2 separate regions of the Mus musculus genome follow, and region 1 is linked to region 2. A link is a contact called in ENCODE Hi-C or POLR2A ChIA-PET data. All regions are on one chromosome and are shown on one strand. The core of a region is the stretch at or near the end of the contact, and the rest is flanking DNA. Distances in the headings are between cores, read along the strand shown. Region 1 holds the start of Aebp1 (AE binding protein 1). Region 2 overlaps Dbnl (drebrin-like).

Region 1 (2,827 bases), core at 136-2,635, 66 kb after region 2:
AGTGGATGAGGACCAACAGCCTGTGGGATGCAAGGGCTGATCGTGTGTGCTAGGCACAGCACAAAGTGGTCCATTTAGCCGGGCAGTGGTGGTGCACACCTTTAATCCCAGCACTTGGGAGGCAGCAGCAGGTGGGTTTCTGAGTTCGAGGCCAGCCTGGTCTACAGAGCAAGTTCCAGGACAGCCAGAGCTACACAGAGAAACTCTGTCTCAAAAAAATCGAATAAACCAGAAAGGTGGTCCATTTAATATGCGTATAGTAAGTTGTGGACACGGAGTTCCCCTGCTGAGTCAGACAGCTAGGAGGGCTAAGATGGGTTAGACCCTCCCCCCCACACACACACACACACTCACACACACATCAGTTCTTGGCATAGTCTCCATGCTTCCTCAAGGAGAGCCAGAAAGGAGACTGCCGGGAGGGGCTTGCCTACTCCCTGAGAGCAGTGGGTTACAGAGCCCAGTACCCGAAAATTTCCCCTTTTTCTCCCTGCTCATGCTGGACAGAGAGGGTGAGGGTGAGGGTGAAAGACTGAGGAGGTGGCATCGTGTTGGTGTTTCTTGACCTGCTTTTTCTTTTTTCTCTTCCAGCTGAGATGTAAACTTTCCCATGTCAATCATCTGGGGGTCGCTATTCTTTTTTATCAGAGTGCCTCCCCACCTTGGTTGAAAGCTGCCTGCCACTGCCCTGGACCTATGGCTGCTACAAGCCCACGTTCACATCTTTAATCCTTCATGGGTAAATGCTCTGGCATTCCTGGGCTTAGCTATGATGGCCATTATGAGCCAGCCAACGTTTGTATTCTAGAAGCCATAGCTGAAGCTGTTGTAAACAATTTGTTGTTTTAACCGCTTCTGGTCAGAGGAAGGAGAGAAATAGCTATTACTCCACATTGGGACCTGAGCCCTGAGCTCTGAAGTGGGGCTCCTATCTCCATAAGGACAGCAGCTTGCTGAGAACAGCTTTTCACAGCCTTCCTCGCAAAAATTGGCTCCAAAGACCTGGGATGTTGGTGATAACTGGACAAAGGTGACACCTGTGCAAGCACACAGCAGGTGACACTTTGAAGAGCTAACCTCCAGAAAGTGGAAAGGAGGTGATCGCCAGTACCCTCGAGGGCCCTACTCCCTCCCTCCCCTAGCAATCTCCCTGGGCTCAGAGCAAAGGGCACAGCGGGTTAGAGCACAGGTCTCCTTAGACTCCGCACACTCCCTTCCCCATAACTGTTGCATTCTTTTCTCCCAGGCCTTCCTCCCCGCTAGGCGCCCTGCACCCAGACCCTCTAAACTGGGCGCTGACGCTGCTATTAGTCTGGGCTCCGTGCTGCTCCGCCTCCCTCCCCCGCAGCCCCCGGTCCAAGGCCGGCTCCTCCTCCTCCCCCTCCGGAAACCCGAAGCCCCCGCCCCGGCCAGGCCGTCGCAAGCGCTCTGGAGGGCGGTCCGCGTGAGAGCCAGCCACGCGGGGCAGGAGCGCCCAGTTGCTGCCGGAGCTGGGCCCGCCAGAACCTCTCCTGGAGCCCCTTGCTCTCCTTGAATCTCCCTTTCCCACCGCTTTCTGGATACCCTTGACGCCCACGTTCCTCGCGCCCTTTCCCGCCCCTACGCGGGGCGCTGCCCCTGCCACCCAAGTCCCTGCTCAAGCCCGCCCGGCTCCCGCGCGTGCCCAGAGCCATGGCTCCAGTGCGCACCGCATCCCTGCTCTGCGGCCTCCTGGCACTGCTGACGCTGTGCCCTGAGGGGAACCCACAGACGGTGCTGACGGACGACGAGATCGAGGAGTTCCTCGAAGGCTTCCTTTCGGAGTTGGAGACCCAGTCCCCGCCCCGGGAAGACGACGTGGAAGTCCAGCCGCTTCCCGAACCCACCCAGCGTCCCCGCAAATCCAAGGCAGGGGGCAAGCAGCGGGCAGATGTAGAAGGTGAGAACCTGGTGACATGGGTGGCCATGGCATCAAGTGAGCATACAGGGGCTCTGGAGGGTCTAGCCACTTCCCATGCTGCCCCGTGAGGAATGTCTCTCCAAGGCAACGCAAGGCAACACACTGCCAGGCAGCAGTTCTGTCCTGGAGTTTGGAAACCTGGAGGTGTGTGTTCAGCATAGGGTGGCGCTGGGCTTTTGAGGTCGCCCAAGTTGTTCATCCCAGGTCTCAAGAGAGTGTAGGTTTGGACGAGTGGGAAATTGTGATTCGCCTCTCCGAACTGGCCCTAGTCTCTTAGTGGCAAGCTTCAAGCCTAGGCATCTGCTTGCCTCCTCTTCTCCCACAGGAACACAGACAGGGGAGCGGGGTGAGGAAGACTTCCAGGTGAAAGTGGGCAGTCTGAGATGGTCAGAACTAAGCGAGGTGATAGCATCCCGGAGGCATGCAACCCCGAGCCTCTTATGCAATCGTTGTCAGTAAATCTTAGCTGTTTTTCATGGCCCTCTGGAGAGTGGCAACGGATCTTGTGATCTCTCTCCCAGGAGACTGTAAGGCACCATTCATCATTCCTGAGGTCAGCCACTCCCCCTCCGGCCCCCACTGCTGTAGATCTGTCCTGCTCTCCCTACCCTCACCTCCCTGCACACTTTGCCTCCAGCAACCAAGACGTTCTGGACATTGCCAAGTGACCCTGCTCCTGCTGCATGTTTTGCTGTATTCCCTGTGTTTCAGCCAGCTGCCTGTGTGTTTCCCATTCGCCATTAAATTCTCCGCACCCAGCAATTGCAGCTCCTAGGGTGCTAGAAGGGTGGCCCCTGCTACTTGACTTCTCTGAGATGAGCCAGCACGGAGAGAACTACCTACCTGCCTCTCTCTCCCTCTGTCCTTGATAAGGGCCTCCTGTTGGTT
Region 2 (2,832 bases), core at 187-2,686:
AGCTCCTTGGGAAGTACAAGGACCGATCTCATCTATGTGACTTATTTGGGAGAATGGCTTTGGCTTTGGTGTGGAATGGGGACTAGAGAGTATCACTTAGGAGAAAGAGGGAACTGTTGGGTTCCTGGGAAATATGGGCCAGGAAGTGGCTTTGGAGGAGGCCTAGTTCACGCAGTTTGTGCTTGTGTTGCAGACAGGAGAGGGTGTGAATGATGTGCGGAAAGGAGCATGTGCCAACCACGTCAGCACCATGGCCAACTTCCTGAAGGTAGGTGCTGAACCAAGCCCTGCAGGGCCTTGCAAGATCTAGTCTTGGTCCAGGTGAACTGGAAAGGGGCTGAAATTAGGAGCGGGGCTGTAACTAATGTTCTGTCTAGACAGCAAGGGATGGGCAGAGCCACCTCTAGCTGGCTTCAGTGTGGGCAAGGTAAGGACCACTCCAGCACCGATGGAATACGGGGACTGAGTACTAGATTTTGTATTGCTATGATTGCTCTGTCCGAATGATTATCAGCAAATGGTGTAGTGACTCCAGCCTTTAATTCCAGCACTCAGAAGGCTGAGGCAGGCAGATTCTTTGAGTTCCAGGCCAACTAGGGCTGTACAGTGAGGCCTTTTGTCTCATAAAACTAAAAGCAAAAGGGGGGAGTGGTGTTTAAACAGCAGCAAGATTTGGAGGAAGGAACAAGCTGCCAATGCCTTGCCCACATATACTTCTGATGCCCTACCCCAAGTACCCTCTGATGCCCTGCCCCAAGTACCCTCTGAGCCCTGTCTGTCCTCTGATGCATTCCGTCCCTACCTGTTATTACAACCATTGTCACTCATGCTACAGCTGTAATTTTTTCCAATTTCCAAGACACTTTTCAATCACAATTTATAACTCAGTTTTCAGCTGACTTTTTGCATGTCCTTGGTTCCTGGTGGGAAGACTTGAGACTGGCTTCAGTTTCTGCCTCCATGACTTTAGACATTCCTTAGTCCTTCCATCTGGTGGGTGACAGAAGCATCTAAGCTTTTAATTAAGTTTTAAGGTTTTTGCAGTGCTCAGATCAAAGATATCGTCTCATGTGCTGGCTAGGCAAGTGCTCTGCTACTGAGCCTACATCCTCAGTGAGCTCCCAAACATGTCAGACGTATAACAACAGTTAATGAGGCCACAGGAATGGATGGCAGGTGCCTGAGCAGGGATGGAACTCAGCAGGAACTAGATAGCATCCACAGTTGGAGTGTGGGGCCTGATGTCAGGAACTCTAAGGTCCACAGCTGGGGAGAGCGGGCCCTGGTGTCTCCTGCTGTGGGTCTGTGTGCAGCAGTGGCCTTTACTGTGTGGACAAGTAGGGTTTGGGCCCGCCCTCTCCTAACCCTGCGAAGCCTGTGCTTTAAGTGCTGCTTTTGTGCCAGGGTGCCCACGTGACCATCAATGCCCGGGCCGAGGAGGATGTGGAGCCTGAGTGCATCATGGAGAAGGTTGCCAAGGCCTCTGGGGCCAACTACAGCTTCCATAAGGAAAGCACCTCCTTCCAGGATGTAGGGCCGCAGGCCCCAGTGGTGAGTCCCGCCCACCATTATCTTCCTCCATGCCTGAGAGTGGGGACCAGAAATGTAGTTCCTAATGTCGAGGTAACTACATTCCTCCTGCTTGGGGTCTTTAGATGGTAATCCTAACCCTGCTGGGCACCACCCCCACGGGCTTGGCAAAGGCCCTGCAGCTGAGACCGTCCACAGGGGCTCCAGTGTCTGCATGACTTGGATGGTCCCTGGTAGGAGCCATTGTGGAACGTGTCTGCTGGCTTTATTATGGAGCCTGAAACCACACAGGCATGCATTTCTGGCATCACGTGGAGCTCATGGCTGCAAACCACTTATTAGTCATACAGTTGGGCTCCATGGTGACTCTCCTGGATGCTGTCAGCTGACAGCTGTCAGAGGAGCAGCCTGCTTTAGCGCTGCCAGGAGTCTCGGATAAGAATCCTTTTCTGTGCCCATCAGCGAGGACCAGCTCCACCAGAGACACTAATGTTTGCATATACCCACTGTTCTCAGGATGCCAGGACCTTGCTGCATGGGTTCCCTTGGCTTTTATTTTTATTTTGTATGTATGGGTGTTTTGCCTGCATATATGTATGTGCACTACATGTGTACTGTGCCTGCAGAGGACAGAAAAGCATGTGGGATCCTCCGAAACTGGAGTTAAAGAGTCTACTCCATGTGGGTGCTGGGGACTGAACCTGGTCCTCTGTGAGAGCAGTAAGTGCTCTTGGCAGCTGAGCCATCTTTCCAGCTCGTATTTTGTTTTTGTTTTTTTGAGACAGGGACTTGGTCCATAAGCTAGGCTGGCCTTGAACTCAAGAACCTTCTGCCTCGGTGAATTTCTGAGTTCGAGGCCAGCCTGGCTTATGATCTACAGAGTGAGTTCCAGGACAGCCAGGACTATACAGAGAAACCCTGTCTCGAAAAACTGGAAAAAAAAAAAAAAAAAAAAACCTGCCTCAGCCTCTTGGGTGCTCCTAGACTTTTTTCTGAACATCTTGCTGTTTCCTCTCATGGGTGGCGGGCCAGGCTCCCTTGAGCCTACCAGATGCAGTCCTAGTAGCTTTCACCTGCTCTCTAGAGCTGACAGATTCCCTTTACCCTGCCTCATGGGATGTGTGACGTTCCACATGGGGCCAGACCTCTAGCGTGTACTATGCTGTCTCTAGGGCTCTGTGTACCAGAAGACCAATGCCATATCTGAGATCAAGAGAGTCGGCAAGGATAACTTCTGGGCCAAAGCTGAGGTGAGTGCTGCAGTCGTGAAGGTGGCACACTGACTGGCATCCTTCTGGGCGT

The links. Hi-C counts contacts between places; a loop is a spot of excess contacts on that map. ChIA-PET counts read pairs that join two places held with the same protein, here RNA polymerase II (POLR2A).
Region 1: a map of T-helper 17 cell shows a loop between it and region 2 (2.3-fold over the local background). The contact joins the promoter of Aebp1 here to the enhancer-like site in region 2. A Hi-C loop is called at or near these places in 2 of 37 maps with a recorded cell type or tissue (T-helper 1 cell and T-helper 17 cell). POLR2A ChIA-PET finds 5 or more read pairs at or near these places in 2 of 5 experiments (Patski and embryonic stem cell).

Annotation. Positions count from the first base shown.
Region 1 is chr11:5,860,481-5,863,307 of GRCm38, forward strand. It overlaps Aebp1 (AE binding protein 1), which reads left to right and starts at 1,386. Exons shown (of 21, transcript NM_009636.3): 1 at 1,386-1,918. The coding sequence starts at 1,672.
Region 2 is chr11:5,794,044-5,796,875 of GRCm38, forward strand. Dbnl (drebrin-like) reads left to right here. Exons shown (of 13, transcript NM_001146309.1): 4 at 194-268; 5 at 1,405-1,551; 6 at 2,703-2,780. Among named protein-coding and RNA genes, the nearest start is that of Dbnl, 7.0 kb to the left of the region's middle. Within about 2 kb of position 1,437, at least 3 of the 3 ENCODE cell types and tissues checked have a DNase peak (open chromatin) inside an H3K27ac peak, as active enhancers do.